Regions from separate parts of the Mus musculus genome. Here region 2 is linked to region 1. A link is a loop called in an ENCODE intact Hi-C map of the cell type or tissue named here. Cell type or tissue: heart. All regions are shown on one strand. Links, peaks and the distances in the headings refer to the core of each region. The heading gives the core; the rest is flanking DNA.

Evidence for each region. A loop is a pair of places that touch in the nucleus more often than their neighbours do. Peaks named below come from ENCODE experiments on the same cell type or tissue, not always from the same donor. Only the 100,000 strongest peaks of a DNase experiment are listed, where the experiment ranks them.
Region 2: it touches region 1 in a loop (5-fold over the local background); 23 of 42 quality-filtered maps call a loop at or near these places.

The regions. Positions count from the first base shown.
Region 1 is chr1:62,923,949-62,935,572 of GRCm38, reverse strand. It overlaps Gm35252 (a long non-coding RNA gene), which reads left to right. Exons shown (of 4, transcript XR_865480.1): 3 at 1,848-2,414. Among named protein-coding and RNA genes, the nearest start is that of Gm35252, 27 kb to the left of the region's middle. In heart, for the core only: a CTCF peak has its summit at 5,850 (motif pointing right); no DNase peak of the experiment used is centred there; H3K27me3 peaks cover 523 bases.
Region 2 is chr1:62,789,373-62,800,996 of GRCm38, reverse strand. The region is part of intron 15 of Nrp2 (neuropilin 2); the gene reads right to left. 4930487H11Rik (RIKEN cDNA 4930487H11 gene) reads left to right here and starts at 6,265. Exons shown (of 3, transcript NR_040601.1): 1 at 6,265-6,444; 2 at 6,526-6,601; 3 at 9,441-10,079. In heart, for the core only: a CTCF peak has its summit at 5,299 (motif pointing left); DNase peaks (open chromatin) are centred at 4,566 and 5,168; H3K4me3 peaks cover 1,354 bases; H3K27ac peaks cover 1,279 bases.

The sequences.
Region 1 (11,624 bases), core at 1,704-9,703:
ATTCAGTCATGGACAAAGGCTCTGAGGGGTTATTTATTACCTTCCAGGCTCCTCTTATTTTCTTCTGGGCCTGAACTGGAGATGAAATAGAGATAACCCCAGTTCGCACGGACCTTATGCTGCTGACCTACAGGGTGAGGCTATGTAGTATCCTTGCGGAAATGGCTCTGATTCCCTCTACCCTTGGCTAGCTGTCTAGTTCAGATTAATGAAAGTTTCTCTAGGGCCGGCTTTCCACATCTGAGGACAGCATGCATTTCTGTATCCAGGGCACCACCTGTTTTTAGCACCGAAGTTCAGGGTGTGAGGACCATTTTAGAAGATTTGCGTTTACCAAAGAGTCTGGCACTTCCTGGTTCCCTCAGACCCTATGCTGTTCTGCTAAGACCTGCGCTGTGGTGTAGGACCAAGGGAATGTGCCCCTGGCTTTTGTGTCAGCATGCTTGGTTACTACAGAACAGGGCCAGCTACAGGCGTTCGCGACTGTTAGATGTGTGGAGACAAGTCTCCCTTGACAGAAACCCTCAGTTTAATGAGTAGAATTAAAAATGCAAATGATGGGCCCAACTGTGGTATAATTAAACCGCTGGAGCAGCTTTCTCAGACAGGGGATCCTGTGCCCTGTGTGTGGTGCCCGGCCCTGTTTATGTCTAGGCGGCTAGCTGGAGGCCCCTTCTTGCCTTGGGCTTGCTATGTGGGGGACCTACTTCATCTACCCACCTCCTTCTGGGGGGAGGGCGGGCTATGGAACCTAATGAGGGAGGCTTTGAGGTTCCCTGATGAAAGATGCTATAAAGTATAAAGTCCTATCATTAGGAAAGCCACACATTGGCATCTGTAGCCCACCAGCACCAAAGAGAAACCCAACATCCTCTCAGGCTGTTCGTCAAGTGCCGACAGCGCCTCGTGGCACACACAGGTGAAGCAATAATGAGTAGAAACTGAACGAGTGTTCAAGGTATTTTAATAAAGTCGATAAAACACAGTCATCCTTCCCCTTTGGCTTGTGCTTGTAAACAGACACCCCCCAGCACCTCCCTCCCCCCCACACACCCGGCTTCCTGGGATGGGGGGGTGGGGAATATGGGTTGGGTGTGTGCAAGGTGCAAGCTCAGAGCGCAAGCAAGGAAAAGTGCTTGGTGGATGTGCTTGAGTTACCATGGCGACCCGGGGACAATGCTCTTGGGCGCGCAGACCCCATGTTTGCGGCATTATGCTTCAGAAGGGGGGATTTAGAGATGCAGAACAAAACATAATAAAGAAGCATCAAGCCTAATAAGACTAGGGACTGAAAGAAAGCCAGGGACTTCTGTTTAGACACCACAGCGTTCTTGCGTTGTGGGTCTGGGAAGTGATCCAAGACTGAGCCTTGTTCATTATACCTCCCAGGCCGCAGGCATTCAGAAGGGCTTTCTGCATTGAAATTGCAACTTTTTCTCACCTGGCTGCAAAGAGAACCCACTGAGTTTAGAACAGTAAGCAAAGGAAGAGATTTTCTCATTTAAACAACATCCCTTTGTACCTGGTCGATAAGATACAAGGGGAAAAAATAAATTAAAAAAAAAATTCCCAGCTTGAATATTGAGCAAGTTGCCAAAATTGAGCCCGGAACAACCCTGTGGTGTCTTTATTGGGTAACACGAATACCATTTTTGGATATGGCCTCATCCATCAACCCTGCGGATGCTCCAAGAGTTCTGATGGAAAGAAAATAGCAAGAAGCAGCTTTCATCATTTACATAATTAAAAAAATTGCTGGAGTCTTTTGTTTGGTGCCTCTGGTCACAGACAGCTGACACCTGCTTTCTGGGTACATGTGGTCCTTTCTAACACTTTCCTTTTGTTAGGGAGGAGTGGGCCCTGGTTCCTGAGCCTGAGAGAGCTACTTGAAGAGCTACAACTCACTGAGAAACATACAGTGGTGAGGCAAGTGATTTGGCTCTAACACAGCCCGCCGGAGTCCCTCTGTGGTCACTGACTTGCTATATGAAGCCGCTTGAGTGGAGGAAGCGTGGCGGACTGCTCATCAAATGAGGCCGGGATGCCACTCAGCTGGGAGGTGTTTTGAGAAGGGGATCTGTTTTTGTCTCAGCAGCTAGAACATAGTGCACACAGAGGAGTCATGATATAGGTATTTTGTGAATGTATGAATTCCTGTTTTCTTGCGGTTCAGTTAGATTCTGTCCCTGCTGATCAAAGGAAGTCATTTCACACTCTCTCTTTGTGGAGGCAAATGGACTGGAGCTCCGTCATCCACGACTTCATCGGGAGCCCTTCCACGCTGATGCAAACGGGGGCAATTTCAGTCTGACCTCAGGATCAGTATTTGGATGTTGAAGTCCCTTCTGGAGATCTCATCCTTGGCCTTGGTTCACAGGACAAATGCTGATGGAGCTCAGTCAGAGATAATCAGAGTAAGAAACAGATTGTCAGGGTATCCCACCCCAGCAGCGGGGGCCCCAGTTCTCACACTCTAAGGGCCCTACCCCAGACTTCTACCTTTAATATTGACGGATAGAAATCTACAGACTGGTGGTTTGCATGTGCTTGGTGATGATTTATGTACGCCTGCTTCTCCTGTGGCTCCAATAGAAGCAGTGGGACACCCACCCTTTAATGTGTGGCCATGACGGGATGCTGGCTTTAGCTGCAGTTAAGTGGTTTAGCAAGGTTTCCTGTAGCATGTCCAGTCATGAGCCACTACTTCAGTCTGTCCTAGACTGAGACAACACAGGAGATTGGGTGTCAGCTTATCATGTATTCTTGTGATCCAAGGGAGATGCTAGTGAGAGCTGTTAGAGCCACGGAAACACTGGGATTGCTTGCTGTCAGAGCAACCAAGTAACGATGTGATGAATGGTACCCTAGTCACGGTAACGTGGTATGTATGGGTGTGTGGAAGGCAGTGGTTCAGAGCAGCTGGAGTGATGAATGAGTGGATGACTAGGCAAGACCACACTGATTGTCTCATTCTCTTCTTCTCCCTCCTCCTCTTCCCCTCCTTCTTTTCTTCTTTTTCCTCCTCTTTGTTCCCTACCCTCTTCTCCTTCTGAAAGTTTGTGGTGCTGTGCATGGTGGCACACATCTTTAGTTCCATCACTCAGGATCTTTGTGAATTTGAGGCCAGCCTGGTCTATTGAGTGATAGGATAGCCAGGCCTACATAAAGAGACCCTGTCTCCAAACAGACAGACAGACAGACAGACAGACAGACAGACAGACAGACACACACACACACACACACACACACACACACACACACATTTTTGAACCATGCTTGGTGTCCCATCTCAATGAGCATTTACTTATCTATAACCTGGCTTTATCTTAGAGTGTCGAATTCACTAGGTTAGGAAGCACTATTCTAGAATAATGTTTCTCCTCCATATTTCTTGCAATTTGGAGGAGGAACAGAATTCTGATGTATTGGATATATAGGCTTTCCTCTCTCACATATTGATTCTGTGAACTTCGGTATGGCCTTTGGCTGTTCTAAGCCTCCTGCTCACTTTAAAAATGGCTTTAAACATTTATATACAGGGCTACTTGAATGATCTGTATGAGAATGAGTGACTGTAGAATCAGTTTCTAATGCAAGTTGTCACAATTCTTGGAGCAACTAACTTAAGGTTGTTAACACCTTAGAGTCCTACTGTCAGTCTCCCTTCTTGGTGGGTCCCGACCTGCCAGCTGAGTGTTCCCACACAGACCTCAGTGTGGATGGTGCATCCAACGAGCCCACAGCTCTCCTCTGGTAGGGGCAGCACTCCATCTCAAAAGAAAGCTGACTCAAAATATAATGACTCAAGGAAATGGTCCATTTGGGTTTGCTTGCCAGCAGAGGTCCTGGCAGGCAGACAAGTGGTGTTTCTCTCTGTTCCTGCTCCTGATGGAGGGTCCCCATTCCTCAGTGTTGGGTCTGTTAGTCTCTGGTGCAGTGGAACTAACAGATAATGAGGGCCAGGATGAGGGCCACAACCAGGCTGCTTACATCACACCACCTTCCCTGGTGTAGGCATATCCCTTAGTACCTGCTAGAAAACTTGTGCCCCAGGAAGAAGTTAGATGGAGGGTTCAGGGTCTCTGTCAGCTCTGTGGAGTCAGGAGGTGGGACTTACAGGGGCCCTGTGACTGGAGAAGAAGTTCCACTGTGCAAGAACATTTAATGAGGTCAGGAGAATGAGGTGGGTGTGGAGTAAGGCAGAGCTTTAAAAGGAGGCGAGGCAAATTTGGCCAACCTTTGGTGACTCTGAGAGCCAGCTCTTCCTTCCTCCCCTCAGCTTTGTACGGGCCCTTGTCTTTACAGCCTGGTACCTGTTCACTTTCTACCCATACAATCTGTGATCTGTGAACAGGGATAAAACTTCTTCGAGGACACATGGCTGAGCTGACTGGCACTTTATATGCAATGATTGGATGACTCTAAAACACCAGTGCTCACCCATTTTGATCCATAAAATAGCAGTTTCATGTGGCACAACCTAGCCGGATTTAATTCCTAAGTCACCTTAAGAGATAAAACGGTCATTTCCACTTCCCAGATGAAGAGGTTGCAAGTCAGGTCACCTGCTCCAAACTGTGCAGGAGGCTATAAGGATGAGAAAATAAGTACAAGGTCTTGACACCAGGCCAGCTCAGAATCGATGAATCCAGGGCACCATCACACCCATCTCTTCAAATATGTAGACATCAAAAATGGCTTCATGGCTGGGTGTTATAGCTCACAGGTTGAGCGCTTGCCCAGTGTGTGTTAATACTCACTGTTCAATCTCAGCACAAGGAAAAGTAAAACACCCCCTAACAACACCGACCCCCCAAATAAACCAACAAGACCAGCCTCCTATGCCCTGCCCTCTGCAGGAGGAATATCACTGTGGTTGATAGCCTCGCTTAGAAACTGGCATCACAAACTAATGTACTTGAGGAGTCTCTTTCTCTCACCTAACATCTAAATACCCTATGTTTCTTGTCTCTGCTAAAAATATCTTCCTCACTGGGCCTGTGAGACACGGGTAAGAATGGAAGGGAAGGTTGGCTGGCATCGAAACTTATAAAATGTGCCCCCTCTGATTTAAGAAGTAGTACATACTCAGTGTAGAAAATTATGACACCCACAGAAAGCAGAAAAAAAAAAAAACCGGAATAGCAGTATTTAGCTAGAATTGCAGTGATTTATAAAATATAGGATTTGAATTGATTCTTTGGGATGGCATGCAATGTATTTTGCTGATATTTTCCAATAGTTCTTTTAGGAAATAGGTTCAAAGTGACTCTTAACGGTGCTATTTTTAGTGGCTGTATACCACTCCCCCCACTGGCCTGGTAGGCTGTTGGCAGGACTGCAGAGTTATAACTTAAGTCATAAAGTACATTCTTATGCAGAACTCTTTGTGTATAATGATATTTATCAAAGGAAACTTCCAGGACTTGTCTTATACATACCAGAAGTCAAAGGGGAATTGACTGCCCCCCCATCCCTCCTACCATCAACCTTTGCAAAAATCCTGCTGATTCAGCTCTTCCATACAAGGCTGAGCACAGAACCCAAGCAGAGTCAGTTGACTGCACTTGACCCTCAAGGTTTCTGCCAGCTTCCCTGCTGTCCTTTGAAGGTTGTGAGGTAGGGTCACCAAGGTGGGCATTTGGAAACAGTCAGATACTTGCAGATGAATAGTGTCCGCGAGGAAAATCTGCAGGCTTTATCTTAATCGTGTTTGATCTCGACCCCCAAAGTTTAAAGCAAAAAAATACTTCAGACGTCCTGTATTTTCTCTTTTGATAAAAAAAAATGTGTGTTCAAGGTAGTAAAAAGCAAAAGACCTCATTGAGGGCTTCTCAACCGGGAACAAATAGCCCACAAGGTGGCGCTGTCCCCCCTCGAAGTGCCTGTGGCCTGGCTGAGTTCCCCAGGGAAGAGGCAGGAACCTGAGGCAGAAGGACTGGTCCGAGGTCCTGGGTGGGAAAGGCTTATCTCTGTCTCTCCTTTCACAGCTTCTTTATTCAATGAGCAACGCTCTTGTCCCTACACCCCTCCCTCCACTGCATACACTGATTTCCTTGGGTGTCTTGGAAGCCCTGTCCCTTGTCCCCCTTCCCCAAACTTTATACCCAGCCTCTGTTCCAGGGCAAACCCCTCCTGATGGATTTTGTTTTCTTCACTTTTCTCTATTTCCCTTCTCTCTCCTCTATTTTTTGGGGGGAGGGGGTTTGGTTTTGAGACCAGGGTCTTATGTCTCTCAGGCTTGCCTTGAACCCTATGTAAGCAAAGATGATCTCCAGTGTCTGGTCCTTCTCCTCCAGCACTGGAGCTGGGATTATAAGCATGCATACTTTATGTGGGATACATCCGGGGATTCATGCTTGTTAGACAAGCACTGTACCGGCTCAGCTACAGCCCCACCCTTCCACATCCCCACCGACCCTTCTCTTCCTCACACTTAACTGGTTATAATTTTAAAAGGCGATGTGTACTTATTCATAGATTTAGTAAGATCCGAGGGGGCACTTTTAAAGTATAAAGGGAACAGCTGCAGATATTGATCAGTGAGAGAGCATTTGGAGAATATTCACAAGGAACTAGTTCTGACTCTGGTACTAAAACCAAACCAACTGAAAACGGACTCTAAATTTCTTTACTAGTTTTCCTTAGAGAAAGAAAGAAAGAAAGAAAGAAAGAAAGAAAGAAAGAGAGAGAGAGAGAGAAAAAAAGAAAGAAAGAAAGAAAGAGAGAAAGAGAAAGAGAAAGAAAGAGAGAAAGAAAGAAAGAAAGAGAAAGAAAGAAAGAAAGAACCAAAGCCAACCAAAGATTAAATTATTGGCTATCTGTCTATCTATATTGAAAAGTCACTGGAGTTGAGAAAAGTGATGAAGATAGTAGTTGATAATCAAAAGGTATTTTAATGCATTGGTATTCAGGTTGTAAATAAATATGCACCTGTTGGGAGTGTGGGAAATACAGCACTGAAATAATATCCATGTACCAGCTACCATGTAATGAACTTGTGTGTCTGAGCCTTTTCCTGGGGTCCTTACTTCTCTTGAGGAGCAGAGGCTGGTGAGAGTGAAAACCTGGCCAAGGTGCCTGGGAGGAAAAGGGGTGTGGCTGGGGTCTGATGTTTAAACCATCAGCTCCAAATCCTGTTCTCTGGGCTGGCTGAGTTTTAACTCAGAAGGCCATTCCAGTGGGCCTGGGTAGTGTGTCTGGCTTTGACATCCTTCCTTATGGATAGAAGATTCAAGGTGTTCCTAGGATTTTAGTCCCTTTCAGGTTCTGGAAAAGGGAGAAGTCAGACTTAGGAATCAGGGGGCCCAAACAAAGATGCCGTTGTAGGAGCAATGGAAGAACAGTTCTACAGGTCTTACCCTGTGAGAAGTCAAAGGAGTGGCCGCTGCCCACGCAGTGGGAGGAGCTGGTGGTCACTTCTCACTGGGCCCTAGAAATTAGTGAAAACAGTTCCAATTCATGAGGGTTGTCTGTGGGTCAGGAGTTAGGAGAGGAAGTGGGTGCCTAAATTACAAAGGTTCACCCCCAAGAGTCAGCCCAGTGAGCTATTGTCAGGCACATGCTCCACAGTGAGAGAACAGAAGCCAGTCTCCCTGTATCTGTTGGCCAAGATTGGTCCTTTTGAGCTTTATTCCACTGAAGTGAGCATCCCTTTTCTCAGTGAAGTCTTTCAAGCAGCCGCAGGAGGCAGTGGCCGTCTCTTCAGGACACTTGAAGGACACCAGGGAGCCGGCTGGATCTGTCACCCCATACCTCTCTTAAAAAATAGCTTGGTAATAGAAGCTATCCATATTCATTGTAGAAAATTTGGAAAACATAGAGGACAACCAAGAAGGAAATAAATTATAACTCTTCTTCCCCTGATACCTTTAATTTATTCCCTCCAAATGGAAATCACAGGAAAATATTCTTAAATCAAAGTCTTTGCATAACAAAAGCCTTCAGGTTGATGGTCTCTCTCTGGTGGAAGGCAGCAGGCTTCCTCTCAGCATGGAGGCAAAGCCCTGTCTTCACATTTGGGCTGCCCTTCCAAACAAATCACCTTTGTCTCACTGGTAACATTGTCTAAGATTAAAAAACTGGTAACATTGTCTAAGATTAAAAAAAAAAAAAGACTACCTTGTTGGTAAATCTGTAGGTGGTATCAGAGAAACACAGGGGCACAAAAATAGAGACATCTTTGTTTCTACCACTCTCCTCAACAACCCCCCCCACCCACCCTCCAGCTTTTTTCTTTTTAAAATCTGTTTCTAAAAATAATGTTTCCCTGCTCTGCTCTTCCTGGTAAAGTACAAATCACATTTGAAAATACCCTACTTTTTATAGGCAGTTTCATGAGTGGTTCTATAAACATCCCTCAGAGTGCCTCTTCCTGTCCTCTGTGGATGGCTTGGGATGTCAGCAGAGACAGTGAGGTGGGCGGTGATGCTGAGGCCAGCGCTGGTCTGCCCCCCAAAGGAGCAGGTGACCACACTGTGCTTGACGAGGGCTTCCTACTCGTGGTCGTCCCCAAAAGCGGTGCAAAATGCTATCAGTCCTTTTAATGCTTGATTTTAAAATATACAAAGCTAACATTAACAAAGAAATGATTTCCCTTATCCTTCCTGTTGATCATGGATGGTAAATCTACCACATCTTTTCATGCAGGAGACCCGTCCTTTTTATATTGTGACATGGTTGTTTTCATTTACACACGGATTTGGCTACACCTTGCTCTCCTGGGACGAGTGTGGCCTGTAGACGCAGGTTGGATAGACCTTACAAGTTTAGAAAGGTTCCCTGTGTTCTAAAATCAGTTTCACTAACTTTAAACTATGTGATGGGGCTGGAAGATGGCTCGGTGGTGAACATGTTTGCCATGCATGCATGAGGACCAAAGTTCAGATGCCAAGAACCCAGGAGAACGGCAGACTAGCTAGCTGTGACTCCCCTGAAATTCCAGCAGCAGAGACAGGAATTGCTTGTGGGGAAGCAGGCCCAGGTGAGCTCTGGCTTCAAGTGAGAAACACAGCCGCCTTGAATAAACAAGTGAGAGAGGAAGACTCTCAAAGGCAGCCTCCGGCCTGCACATACAGGCACACGCACGCACGCATACATGCTCGTAGGCATATCACATACACAGGAGAAAAACATGACTGTGAAGATGTCTTATGCACATCATTAAAAAGTCCCCCGTGCACTGTCTGTCACCAATGGCTTCAGAGTTTCTGCTTTCGTTTCTGTGACCCGCCCTGTTGGTGATACAGCGTTCTTTCCCAGAACGTCTGTGAATAATTCACAATGCTGCCGTCCGTGTTCATTCTCAACGTGTGTCTTACTGATTCTTTCTTAGTTACATTCTTATAAATATATACTATTTAAAACTTGCTGTTTGAGTTTCCTACATGTATACAGTGCATTTTTAATAACTTCCATGCTCACAGATTTAGAGGTCTCAGGCCAGACTTCCCTGGTTCGTTGCTCTGGCCTGCAGTAACACACAGCCCAAATCTAAGCTACACAAAGCGTCATTTAAAACTTAAATAATTTCTGTCTGCCCTTGGTTATTCAGGAATAGAATTTTCACATTTTGATTTGTCTTCAACAACCCTGCTAATAATTTTAATAAATATGAAAAATATTGTGGTAAACATAACAGTAATTGTCTTCATGTAAAATCTGTTGGGCCTTTAGGTCAACTGTTATATTAACTACTAGTAATGGATGACAGCTTAATTTATTCTTTTTTGAACTTCAATAACAAATTCTTCCTGAATAAACATTTATTTTTTGCTTGCCTTACTGCTCTGGCTGGGACTTTAAATTCCGTGCTAAGTAGACACATGGCAGAACTGTAACTGTTACTTTAATTTTAAATATGGCATTTGCTATAGTTTATTATGGTACAGTTTTTGTCCATGAGAGAAATCCACTTTTCTTCCCAGTTTGTATATTTTTTTTCTGTTAAGTTTTGTTAAAATATTCTGTCTATGTAGGCAATCATGTGCTTTTCTTATTTAATTTGTTAATGTGATGAGTTGTTTTTTATATATACATTTGCGTCTCTTGTTTGCTCATCTATTGAAAAACGTATTTTTTAAAGTATTTAGGGCTTTTTATTTATGCCTATGTGTGTACATGTGCACCCTATGCATGCCGTGCTCATGGAGTTCACAAGAGGAGTTACAGCTAGCTGCGAGCAACCATGTGGATGCTGAGAACTGAACCTGGCTCCCCTGTGATGGCGTGAGGTTAACCATGCACGAGGCGTGGCTGCTAACCATGGTGCCCTCTCTCCAGCCCTTATATTTTTTTTTTTATTATTGACATATATTATTTGTTGCACAAAGTGATATGTTTCACAATACCAGTTTAACTAACCTTTTAAAAGACAGGTATGAACCTCAGTTTTGCAGATAAGAAAAATAGGGGTTAAAAGAGATAAACTGCTCAGGGTACACAGCTGTGTGTTAGGTTTAGATTTTGAGCCTAACCCTGATCTATTCCCAAGGGCTTGCTCTTTGTACTGTTGTCGCCCAAAATATGTGCTCTTCCAGGGGAGGGCCAGATTAAAAGAGATATGTGTGTGTCCATGTGTGTATGTGTGTGTGAATGTTTGTGTATTTTTATATATGTGTGTATATGTGTGTGTGTGCACTTGCATGTTTGTGTGAGGGTATGTGTGTTTATATGTGTGTGTATAGCTGTGTGTGCACTTGCATATGTGTTTGGGGGCACTTTGGGTGAGTGTTAATAATGTAAAGGAGTCTTAGAAGTGTCAGTGCTATTGGACTGGCAGAGTTTGGTTGCTAGGCATGTGGGAGAAGAAGGGAATCGAGAGAGAGAGAGAGAGAGAGACAGAGACAGAGACAGAGACAGACAGAGAGACAGACAGAGACACACACTCGGAGATACAGAGAAAGACAGGCACAGAGAGAAACACACAGAGACAGAGACAGAGACAGAGACAGAGGGAGACAGAGACAGAGGGAGACAGAGGCAGAGACAGAGACAGAGGCAGAGGCAGAGACAGAGACAGAGGCAGAGAAAAGAGATGACAAAAACAAAGAAGGTAAAACCTCCTTAGCCGTCTTTGGGATGGATCCAAGCTGATGGGGAGCTTGTGCTTCTAGCTCTGGAGCTGGGCTGGCTGGTTAACTAGCTGAGTCTGCTGTCACTGAGCTAAGGTCTCCAGGCTGGAGCTGCCCCTAGCTCTGGAGCTGGGCTGGCTGGTTAACTAGCTGAGTCTGCTGTCACTGAGCTAAGGTCTCCAGGCTGGAGCTGCCCCTAGCTCTGGTCTCTTGGAGACACCCATCCATGTCTTGGTGTCTAATATTCTGAAGGACATTTATCTGAGGGGACAGGGAGCACACATGCAATTAGGGAGTTTACTCTGCAGACGTGGCTCACACAGTTATGGAGGGCTTTTGCCATCTGTAAGCTGGGACTCAAGAAAACCCGAGGTGAAATGGAGATAAGGGTCTGAAGTCTGAGAACCAGGGAGCTGATGGTGGAAGCCAGAGCCTGGGACCAGCAAGAGATAAGATGGAATGTTCTGGCATTAGGAATAAGGCGGGATATGAATTATTCTCCTGTATGCATGTCTCTCTGCCTGTCTGTCTGTCTGCCTGCCTGCCTGCCTG
Region 2 (11,624 bases), core at 1,748-9,747, 130 kb after region 1:
TCTGCAAACCAGGCAGGGATGTTTTACTGGTGAAAGTGCTGTGAGCAATGTGTAAAATTGACTCCTCACTGTTGCCAGCCTCCCTGGGAGAAGCAGTACTCCTAATATAAGTCTTGGCACTGGGGTCAAGGTGGAATACTTCCCACAAGTGGCTCCAAAACTCTTAGTAGTGCCAACAAAACATAAGTCCTGACGAATTTAATTCAGCCTGGCACATGAGGTCCTCCTAGGTCATCGAAGGCAAGTGTGGACTGAGTCTGGGTTCTTGTTGGACATAAACACTTTGAGAGGCTTCCATTTTGCCTTGTGCTAACAGGAACCAACAGTTTTAGGCCAGCCAAATGTTACTTAGACAAAATGGGTAATTGTGCCTGGCGCAGGAAAAGCAGACAATGTTCTAATCGTGGACCTTCGGCTTTGTGCTCCTGCAGAGGACAGATAATGACATCTACCCCGAGCCATCTGTACTAGCAGTCTCCTGTGAGACCTGAGGAGCCAGGCTTCCCTTTGCGGTGTTAGAACAGGCTTCATATCTGAAAAGTGCTGAATCCAGGGCCTAGGTTGTGATGGGACTCAGGAGGAGTCAGGGCAGTGGCAGAAAGAGGACCCTCTGGACAGGTGTCTTCTTGCAAGGCCATCTAGGATGATCATTCGGCCTTTTAGAGAGTCTCTGGGGTGACACGAGAGGCAATATTAAATCCTCTTGTGACAAATTCTTGCCTCCCATTGAAAAACTCAAAGCTACTTGAAAGTTAATTTTCCTACATATGCCCTTCTGCCCTACAGAATGTCTCTCAGATTTGGACATCTACCACAAGCACATCACTGACTATTCCTAGAGGTGGACCAACCCAAACCAAGCAGAGCAAGAAACTCAAGATCAGACTCTTGAGTAAGACTCCTTACCCTCAACGCTTTTACAGAGTGTTTCTTTTATAAAAGGGTATCTCTGGGTTTGTGGTGTCCATCTCTTTATTTCCATTTTCTGTCCACCCCACCACCACCAAATCTTGACTACCTCTGAGCCCTGGAAATGCTACAAGTTCCTATTGCCTTTGCTCCAGGGACATCATTCATAAATTAAAGATCAACATCCCTCAGGAAGTAATGATTTGGAAGGTGTGGGACAAGAGGTCACCATTTCTATTCCAGAGGAAGGGCCCTGCCTCTGTGGAGCCAAGCACACCATGCCTGAGAGCTGCACCCAGCCTCCCCCGCCCCCACCCCCACCCCAACCCGGGCTAAATTGAAAGGAGATTCCAGTGTTCAGGGATTTGCCATCAAGAGAAATTTTGTGGAATCACATTGAGCAATTTAGCACTTAGCAACTTTTGCAAAATCCCACACCAATCATGAAAGTTGGCTCAGCTGCACAAATTGGCTAAAACTCCTAACAAGCAGTTATGGAAATAAAAAGAAAGGAAGGCTGGCGTTCAGCCTCAAGGAGAGAGCATCTCGCCCTCTCCCTCCCTCCCTCCCTCCCTCCCTCCCTCCCTCCCTTCCTTCCTCCCTCCCTCCCTCCCTCCCTCCCTCCCTCCCTCCCACACAAATGCCCCACAGTTCAGAAGGCAATGTGTAAACTTTGGAGACATCAAGGTTTTTTTCTTTTCTTTTTTTCCCCCAAAGCTTCCATGTCAAACTTTGTTCTCACAGGCAAAGGGGCAGGGAAAAAAACCCAGATGTTTGTATAAAAATATCGTCATTTTATTACATTCCACACAATACATTTTCAAATAGTTTCCAACATCCACAAGTTATTTTGACACACAGGCAACTGAGCAATGCAAAGGGTGTCACAGTTACAGGAGGGATAAGAACAGGAAGTGAAAATCTTTAGGTTTTCTTGTTTTGTTGTTCTTTGGTAGATTTTGACCTTTTAGGTGTTTGCTTGCCTGCTAGTTTTTGTTTTAAAGACTGGGGGTCTTTTAAAGGATGGGGCAACAACCTCAAAAATAGTACTGGATCTCCTATTATGGTTTTAATCAAAAGAAGTGGGACAGGGGAAGGGATAACTTTATTTTGGGCATCCTGTTTTGTCAATGGCAATACTACACTTGTTTTGTTTTCTTTCTTTCTTATTCTGTTTTAGCCAGCAATAGGAGATGGCAGCTGCTAGTATTCTCTCAAGAAGGGTTCTTGTGAGAGCTCTAGGAAGGCAAATGCTTTCTAGACCAGCTGGCCCTTCACCTCATTCATACACTCTTCCGAATTTGAACAGTTGGGATCACTGCTTCGTCTTCTGAGAAGCAAGACTACACTAGTGCATGCACGGATTCATCTGTCCGGTCGAGTTTGCTTAGAAGAGATTGATTCTTTCCTCTCTAACAGGATACAGAATTTTGCTTTCTAAAGCATCAAGGCATGGCCTTTTTACACATGAGCTGCCCTTTTAGATAATGCTATGAGAGATGCTGGAAGCAGGAGAAAGAGAGAAGAGAGAAGAGAGAGGAGAGAGGAGAGAGGAGAGAGGAGAGGAGAGGAGAGGAGAGGAGAGGAGAGGAGAGGAGAGGAGAGGAGAGGAGAGGAGAGGAGAGAGAGAGAGAGAGAGAGAGAGCTTAAGCTGAGTCCTGGTTGAAGGTATCATGGGATTCACCATCTTCTCATTTGTGACATGTACATGAATATGATGCTGCATGGGGCATCAGGTGAGCATAGAGCAAGTTCACAACATGGCCACCATTTTCTTTTAAAGAGGAAGAAACTCTCATCAGCTACTCTCCAGCTGTGGTTTTCTATAAATGCCTGCACAGGGCACCTGTAGGAATGTCAATCATTTGCAAGGAATGACTGGCCCTAAATGTTCAGCTAGTGGTGAATAAACAACTCTGTTTAAAAACAACAACAAAAAGTGCTCCGTGACGCCATGGTTCTCTCAGCACTCAGGGCTGCTTGCCCACCTGAGTTCACACTTCCTTCTCTATCTTCCACTGAGGTAGGACACCTCAAGGTAGCCACACACTAGCCTTTCATCTTTCTTTTCTTGGCAGAGTTGCTACAGTTGAGACAGAATAGCTCTTTGAAACAGAGTAAGAGCAGGAGAGCAGTGTCCTTTCAGGGGGATGAAAGGCACCAGATGCAAAAGCTGAGAGTGTGCTGGAGGGACCTATGTGGCTACTCTGAGAGAATGCTGAATGGCTCTCTCCCAAGCAATAATAAAAAAAAAAATCATTAGTATTTTGTTCTTTCTTAGAAGGTGTCTGGAGAGTCATGTGACCAGGCAACCATCTTGAGAGAATTGTTCACTTTCTAAGAAGCCTTTTAGCTGGAAAGTAGAAAGCAAATGGCTTCAAGACTGAGCCCTAGTATACTTGGAATCTTCAAATAGACACTTCATTGCAACCAAATTGATTCTGCCGTTTAATGCAGCTTTTGCACATCTCTAACATCTCTCTCGGTAGAGAGTTTGGGGGAGGAAAAGTAGGGGCAACAGGTATAACTTTACCACGGCGTCTTCTCTCTGCCCATGCTAGTTTATCTGCTGATGTCAGACCAGCCCTTGGGGGTGTATTCAGACCAGACATTGGGGGTGTATTAGCCAGATGCCATGAGTGCTTTAACTGGTGGCAGCACTTGGGTTCATTTTAGCAAACGATTCCTTTTTACTTTCTTATACTATTTAACTAAGTCAGAAGGACAGCCACATACTTCAGCAGCTATGGATTCAGGCACACGTTAACACCATGAAAGGAGAGCAAATAAACCCCTCCCTTGTATTTTACAAACTCTATGACAATGACCAAAATAATACCAAAGAATACCTTCTTCCTCAACCCCATCCCACGTTAGGCTCAACATAATGATGCCCGGGGGTGAGGAGACTCTGCAAAGACAACATTTGGGTCTTTCCATCTCCTCCCTTCTATCGGTCCCCTCCTGCTCACAATTAAAACAGACTACTGAGTTTACATCATCCCAGGTGTGTTATTCTTTATGACATTCCACAACTGGACCGTCAGAGCTAAACATTCATTATGAACTTTTTATTCCTCTTCTTCTTTTTTTTTTCTTTTCTTTTTTCTTTTTATAAGGCAACATGAGACACATTTGCTTCAGGGCTGGAAGTAGAAATGACTCCATGCACCCAATGGCTGTTATCTTGTGACTTCAAAGACACCAGGAAACATAACAAAAGGGGTCATGTCTGAGTGCACTGGAGGAACCATAGTCTTGGGTGGCTTGGGATGGGGATAAGGATGGGTGAAGCCACATTGCATTCCCAATGGTCTCTATTTGTCTAGGTACCTGGAGATGACAATGACAGCCAACAGAAACCCAGCCAGAGCTAGATAAGGCAACAAAAAAGCTCCAATCTCTTCTCCAAGTAAACAAAATGTGTACAGTATATTATTTTCTTGAAAAGTACCCCAGAAGAAGCAACATAAGAGGGAAGGGGCCCCTCTCTACACACACCCACACTCCCCCCCTTCCACAGTGAATCAGTCTCTCCCTCGAAAATACACACACACACACACACACACACACACCTCTTCACATGGGAGTGTACTGTGTACATACATACAGGACCAGGCTCCCCTCAAGACACCTGGCAGCCTGCCCAGGAGAGGAGGGATGGGATAAGGCAAGGGGAGAAAACAACAGGGCCTGTCTCTGGAACAAAACCAACAGAGCCTTGGGTTGTGAAGTGCTTAGGGGCGGGTCTCTTCTGGGATTCCAGATGCAGCATTAGAGTTGGTTTAAAATCATTAGAAAAAAGCGGGGCGGGGAGGGGAGAAAGGAATAAAAGAGAGAAGATTAAAAAGGAAAGAAGAAAAGGAAAAAAAATAATGATTAAAAACAAACAATATCAGAGCAAAGAGAAACCGGAACCAAGAACCACAGAGAATGGTGTGGGGTACATGAGAGCGCTCAGGGTTGGGGACCCTGGAGAGAGATGTCTGAGGGTTCACACAGAGACTAGGCGAGGAGAAAAAAAGTGCAAAATCGAGGCAACGTGTTTGCAGTCTTTCTTGGGTTTTTTTTGGGGGGGCGCTGTTCCTGCTTCGGCCCTCAGCAGTGCGAGCCCCGCTCTTGCTCTAGCTTAATGGTTAGGGTGGGCTCGACCGCCAGAGGGGCCCCGTTGGTGTAGTGGGAGGTTTTGTAGGTGATGGAGTGATCGGTCTTCTTGGCCGCATAGCGGAACCGGTGGTAGTGGAGCACCAGGGCCAGGACGACGGAGGCCAGCACCAGCACGGCGCCCCCGGCCGCCATAACGTAATACCAGTAGGCTGGGATGGGCTGCACGGGCACCGTGTCCACTGTGGGCTCGGTCCCTGGCGGGAGGGTGCCCCCTGGGGGAGAGACACAGAGAGTGTTGCTAGGCTGAGAGCATGCGGACTCATAAAAAAAAATCAATTAAAAAAATAAAGAAAAAAAATAAAGAAAAGAAAGAGAGAAACACACATGCTTTGGGTCATACAGCAGGGATCCAGGGACTCAGGCGGTACTCGGCCTTCATATATACCAAGCCGTTTATTATCTGCAATCTCTTCGCTGGTCCCTTTATGCATCAGGTACTTTAACCCACTGTACAGATGAGGAAACAGGCTCACAGAGGTTCAATCGACAATTGCTGCTCACCTGGTAGTAAATATGTCTCAACCAAGAGTCCTACCCTTACATAGCTTTCTTTATTATTTAATCAGAATTACTTTACCATGTGTCAAAGCATTATAATTTTTTCTCTCATCTCTCTCTTCCTTTCTCTCTCTCTCTCTCTCTCTCTCTCTCTCACACACACACACACACACACACACATACACACACACACACACACACACTTCCACGCACACACACCACATACACACAATGATACTGCAGTATCTGCTGGAATTCAGATTGGTGAATTCTTCAAGTGGGTGGAAAAGCCATATTTGGTGTGGCTGGCCAGAATTCTCAACAATGTATTAATTAGGCTGGCTAGACTTGAAGGTAAATTCCACTTTGGTTTGCCAAGGTTTCTGTGCCCATTGAAATCAGCTTGGTCTTGTCTAAACAGGTCAATTACTACTGTCAAGCAATGACTAACCCGTCTTCATTTTTTTTTTAAACTGGATGGAGGATTTTAAAAGCAGATTGGATAAGGAGTTGCAGGGGGAAAAAAAGATATGAGCACAAAGCAATAAAGGAGTGTGAGAGCGAGGGACACCGAGCGAGGGAGCCTCATTCTTAACCGTGGAAAAGAGCGGGGAGAAGCTGGGGGTGGGGAGATTTAGGAGGCAACCGAGTTTACTGGCCAGCCTCTGGTTGCCATGGAGACGCTGTAGTAGAGTTTCGCTCAGGGTAACTCAGGGGAAAGACTGAATTGACTCCCACTCCATGCAAAACAGTGCTACAACTTGATTCTCCCAAGGATTTACATCAGATGAGAATCTGGCCCAGAAAGGGACTAAGGCGGTTTTGAGCTTGCCAAAGGCAGACATGATCTTTACTTCTGAAAAAGCCGATGTATGCTTAACCTATGAGAAATGCTTCTCGAGCTGCGGGCACCATGGGCGGATGGCTAAAACGTGCTTCCCTTACTTACAGGGTGTGCCGGAAGAGGGACAGATGAGCTGCCTATTCACAGCATCTGTTTGTGGACCCACCTTTGCTCACCACGCAGGCAGGGCCCCCGGCTACCTTTCTTCTCTCCACCCCCACACCCCCACCAGACTTAGAGCTCCTGAAGCAGAGGAAGCCAAGACTCAGCCTCCACCGAGGAGGACATGCAGTGAAGGTGCCCTGTAAATGCCTTATGAAGCAACTGCTGACCCGAGGCCCACACCCCCAGTTCTCAATTTCTCCCGACCCCACAGCCTGGTCCCCAGATAGCTGAGTAGTATGTCAGATCTCATGTCTCCTCAGAAGTGAGAGAAAAATGAGAGAATGTTTCTTAGAAAATCTGATGAAGCCTGCCCATCTTGCTAGTTCTGAATTACTGCTTCCGTCAATTTGGGGATCCCCTTCCGTCAGGGTGCAGTTTCACCTTGTAGACCACCAAAAGTCCTCCAGTGTTGGAAGAGCTTTGACCAAGACGAGTTGCTTAGCATACGACTTGATAACCACATCTGTATCTTTAGGATGAAAAAGACCCCATTATCCTAGGACTCCTAAAAGCTGTTTCTACTACTACCTTATCCTTTTCCAAAGACCCCATTATCCTAGGACTCCTAAAAGCTGTTTCTACTACTACCTTATCCTTTTCCGTGTGACTATATGGTCTTTTCCTTTCCGCTAAAGTGTTTTCATCCTCTTTTGTTTGTTATCTTGAGAAAGGTTTTCACTTTTTAGCAGAGGCCAGCCTGTAATTCACCATGTAGCTAGCCTTAAACAATCCCCCTGCCTCAGCCTCCCAAGTGGTGGGACTACAAGCATGAGCCACCACACCCAGCTCTAATTTCCATCTTTTAATTTTTTCATTTATCTTCTCCTCCCCCCCTCTCCTCTCTCTCTCTCTCTCTCTCTCTCTCTCTCTCTCTCTCTCTCTCCTCTCCTCTCTCTCTCTCTCTCTCTCTCTCTCTCTCTCTCTCTCTCTCTCTCTCTTTCTGTCTCTCTCATTGGTACTCAAATTGAGAAATTTACATACAAAAAAAAGGAGAGAGAGAGAAAGAAAGGAAACAAAGTATTGAAAATGGTTCCTTGAAGTGATCAGGTTGCAAGTCAGCTAATGTCAAGTCCTGATTCAGGTCACCCAGAGTGTCTGCTGCTTGGCAATCACCTTGCTACTGGGTTTTCATGGAGCTCTCAACGATGCTGTGAAATGCCTAAGCGCACAGGTGGTTCTAGAGTTCACCAGAGCCATCTTTTTTCTCCCATAAAGTGTTCCCTGGTTGTGCCTCTGACTCAGGTTTGCTGCTTTATGAGGACCATCCTCTAATGAGGTTACAGCTCGCCCATCAGAGAAAAGGCAGGTGGCAAACTAGGCAACAGAGCCCACTCTAAAGTGCCTGACCACAAAGATAGGAGCAGTTACAGCCACTTCTCTTGCCTCTGCCACCACCTGGCCTCAGTACAAAAGTTTCCAGCTCCAAGTGCTGGAGCTGGGGAGGGTGTTGCCCTGAAAGTGTTTCTGATGGTAGACATAACCTGGGTACACAGTTGGAAAATGCTCTGTCCTTTTGTAAGATGACAAATCATGATATAGGATTAGTATTCAGAATCAGATATGTGAGCCATCCTCTCCTCACCTCAGAGCTGTCCTGTGCCATGGAAGATAGATTCCACCGTATGCTGAAGATTCCCCCTTCCTACCAAAGAACAGACGTGGGCTGGACCTAGGCCTCCCTGCATATATGTAGCAGATGTGCAGCTTGGTCTTTGTGTGTCCTAAACAACTGGAGCAAGGGGATGTCCAAAAAGCTGTTGCTTGCCTGTGGGGTATGGTCTTTTAGCTGGGTGGCCTTGTCTGGCCTCAGTGGGAGAGAATGTGCCTGGCCCCACAGAGACTTGATGTGCCAGGGTGGGAGTACTCATGGAAACCCCACCTGCTCAGATGAGGAGAGAGGGGATGGGAGGAAGGATTGTGGGAGGGGCTGACTGGGAGGAGGCAGAGAGCATAATGTAAAGTGAATAAGAAAAAAAAAAAAAGAGACTCCTCTTTCCCACCAAAGCCCTCTTACCTAAAATTATCAACATGTACACCATGTGATAATTTGAATGACAAGAGATAATTTGTTTTGACCTCTTAAACATTTTCCTTGGATATGTGTTCCGGAAAAATGAGAAAACATACCATATAAATTTTGCTTTCAACAATGGAGTTAGAAAAGAGAGGCTATGACCAACAGTACCTTCCTTGTGTCCCAACAAGGAGTTTAGTGAAAGCTTGTAGGCATCAGAAGGTTCTCAGAACATTCCCCAGCTAGAGACGTGATTCTAACAGTCAGTGACTTGGAATCTGGAGCTGCCACAGCCTTGAAAGGTTCTGTGCTCATTAGGCTGTGGTTTGCCAGTTACAGAAAAGGAAGGTAATAAATCAAGCAGAGTTAAATCTCTACTCAAAACATCTTTCCAGCAACGGTAGAAATCCAATAAATGCCAGATGGATGGATGAGTAGACAGATGGATAGATGGGCAGATGGACAGACTGACAGAGAGACATAGATAGAGTGGTATGGGAATGCCAATGTTCAGACTCCCAGGGAAATGCTGATTTCCCACTAGACCTCACAGAAAAGCTCTCAGAAGGTACTAGAAGTGCTTCCCACTCACAGTGCCCCATGGGAAAGCAGAAAAAGATGCTTGGGCCCACAGGGAACTGGGTTTCAGTCTTATCCACCCCACGACTCCTATGGTGTGACCAGCCTATATCTTCATAAATAAAGAGTCCTGGGCTAGCTACACCAATCTGTGAGCAAACATTGTAGATGAGACATCAGCCTTGCCCAGAGCGTCAGTGCCTGTCCCAACATTCACTTGTCTTATACCACTCGCTCACAAATCTTTTCTTTCTTTCTTTTCAGTTGGAAACAAAATGTTTTCAATTCCTCAACCATTTTTTATTAATTTCCACCCCCCCAATTCTCCACAAAGTTTTCTCATTGTTTGAGATAATGAGAAACAGATACTTAAATAGTCAATAACTCCAAGTGCGTTTGCAAGGTTGAGCAGGCTGCCATCTGCAAAAGTTCTGAACTCCCCAGAGAAGAGAAATGTGAAGGCTAAGAATTTGGGATTCCAGAAAGAAATTCTGAGAAGTCACACATGGGAAAAGTGAAAAGAAGTTACCTGTTATGGAGTGAGACTGCTCTGCCTGTTTATGTCTATAAACACTGTCACCGGCTTAGTAAATAATTAGGGATGTGGCTGTAAGAACATCGACAACAGCAGACATTTCCAGCGTGTCAGCCCTTGGTTTGCTGCTCTACGTGAATGTCTTTATTTTCCATGAGTTTTAAGTGGGGAATGTGAAGACCTAAGAGGATGAGCACTTTGAAAACTAAGGAAGAGAGCAAAGTAACACAGGGGGAAATCCAGGGCTCTCTGAAGAATCGCTTACTGCTGCTGAGTGACTGAGCCAGGCTTGAAGCCAGACACACAAAATCCTCAGCTAGCTGCAGCCCACTGTCCATTTTTATAAATAAAGTTTTATTTGAACACTCCCATTTGTTTCCGCACCACTTGGGGGTTGCCTTTGTGCTTCATTGGCGGGGCAGAGTGCTTGCCAGAAAGGCTGTATGTGCTCCAAAGCCTGGGATATTTATTATCTGGTCTTTCATAGCACAGCTATGCAGATTTTCCTCAAACCAAGTAAGGCAGGAACAGAAAGCTGCCTTTTCTCCCTTCTGCCTCCTACTCTGCCTGAACCTGTCAGAGAATTGGCATAATGCAGATTCACCATGAAAGAAAAAAAAAAAAAAAAAGCAATCGTCTCTCACAGCTATGTTCATGAAATGTCACTGGGACCTGGAAGAGCTACCCAGCATCCCCCCAAGGAATGGTATGAAAGGCACCAAGGGTGGGTTTCCTCTCTGGACCTAAGAGCTGTTTTATACTGTGGGTGTGGGGGGCTTTTCTGTGCCAGCTGAGAACAGGCATAGCAGAAGGGACAGTTCAGGCGAGCCGTTTGTTTCATCTGTGGGATTATAAAAACATGAGAAAAAGCTTGGATCCACTAGAAAAGTATATGGAAGCTAGTGGAAGAACTCCAGGCCTCCGGTGCTCTTTAAGGGATGCTAAAATTTAAAGTATCCCTGAGAAAAGGTTTTTCCATTTGTTGGACAAGCAAGTATGCAGAGGTAGGCTCATTGGAGGTTTGCAGTGAGCCTACAGGAACGTTGGGGACTCCCCACTCTCTCTCCCCCACCCCATCTATCTAAAATGCCTCAACATTCAACCCCTTACTGCCTGAAGCAGCAACTTCTCCTCTTCTAGAACTTAGGCTTAAAACTGAGGCTTGCCAGGCTGCGTTGTTAGAGAGAGATGCTGGGGAGAAACGCTTTTTGCTGCCCTTTGACAGACTGTCCTGGCAGCTGCTTAGATGCCCTAGCGGGGAGGGGGATGTGCCAGGCTTCTGTGTCAGAAGAGGCTGAGTATGCAAGCAAACTTCACAAACAGTGCCTCCGTGTCCTGTGGGCAGAGATGGTGGTCAAGCAGCACACAGTGGTTCCACACATCTCTCCCTGTCCTCCACTCTGCAACACCTAGCCTCAGGTAGGCAGCTGGGGATGAGGGTGGGGCATCGGGGAAGATTCTCACATCACTGGTGCCTATCTGGAGCCCTGGAGGCTTTGGGGGTTTAGGGTGCGTCTCTAACTTCATCTGAGACGTATGTGCATGAACTAACTCTGCTTCCTCAGCGAGACAGCACTGTAGAGTAAAGGGAAGCTGATGAGAAAGATACACTGATGGGGCCCATCCAGTCCTGTACCCAGGGACGGGGTGTCTTACTGGCATGCAAAGTTTTGGAGTGGAAGGCAGGTTGTGAGAGTGACAGTGGTGGTGGAAAAGAGATGTGAGTAGAAATGGCAGATTGGCCCGTAGGACCCAAATAAATTAACTCAAACTCTCTGAGGCATGGAGTCAGGTGCCAGCCTGACCTCAGCTTTACCCTATGTGCGGCTCCCTAACAACGATTCCCAGCCATGTCCACAGGACGGCCTTTGATGCTCATTTTCTCCTGGTTGTATCTGGATGAAAATCGGAGG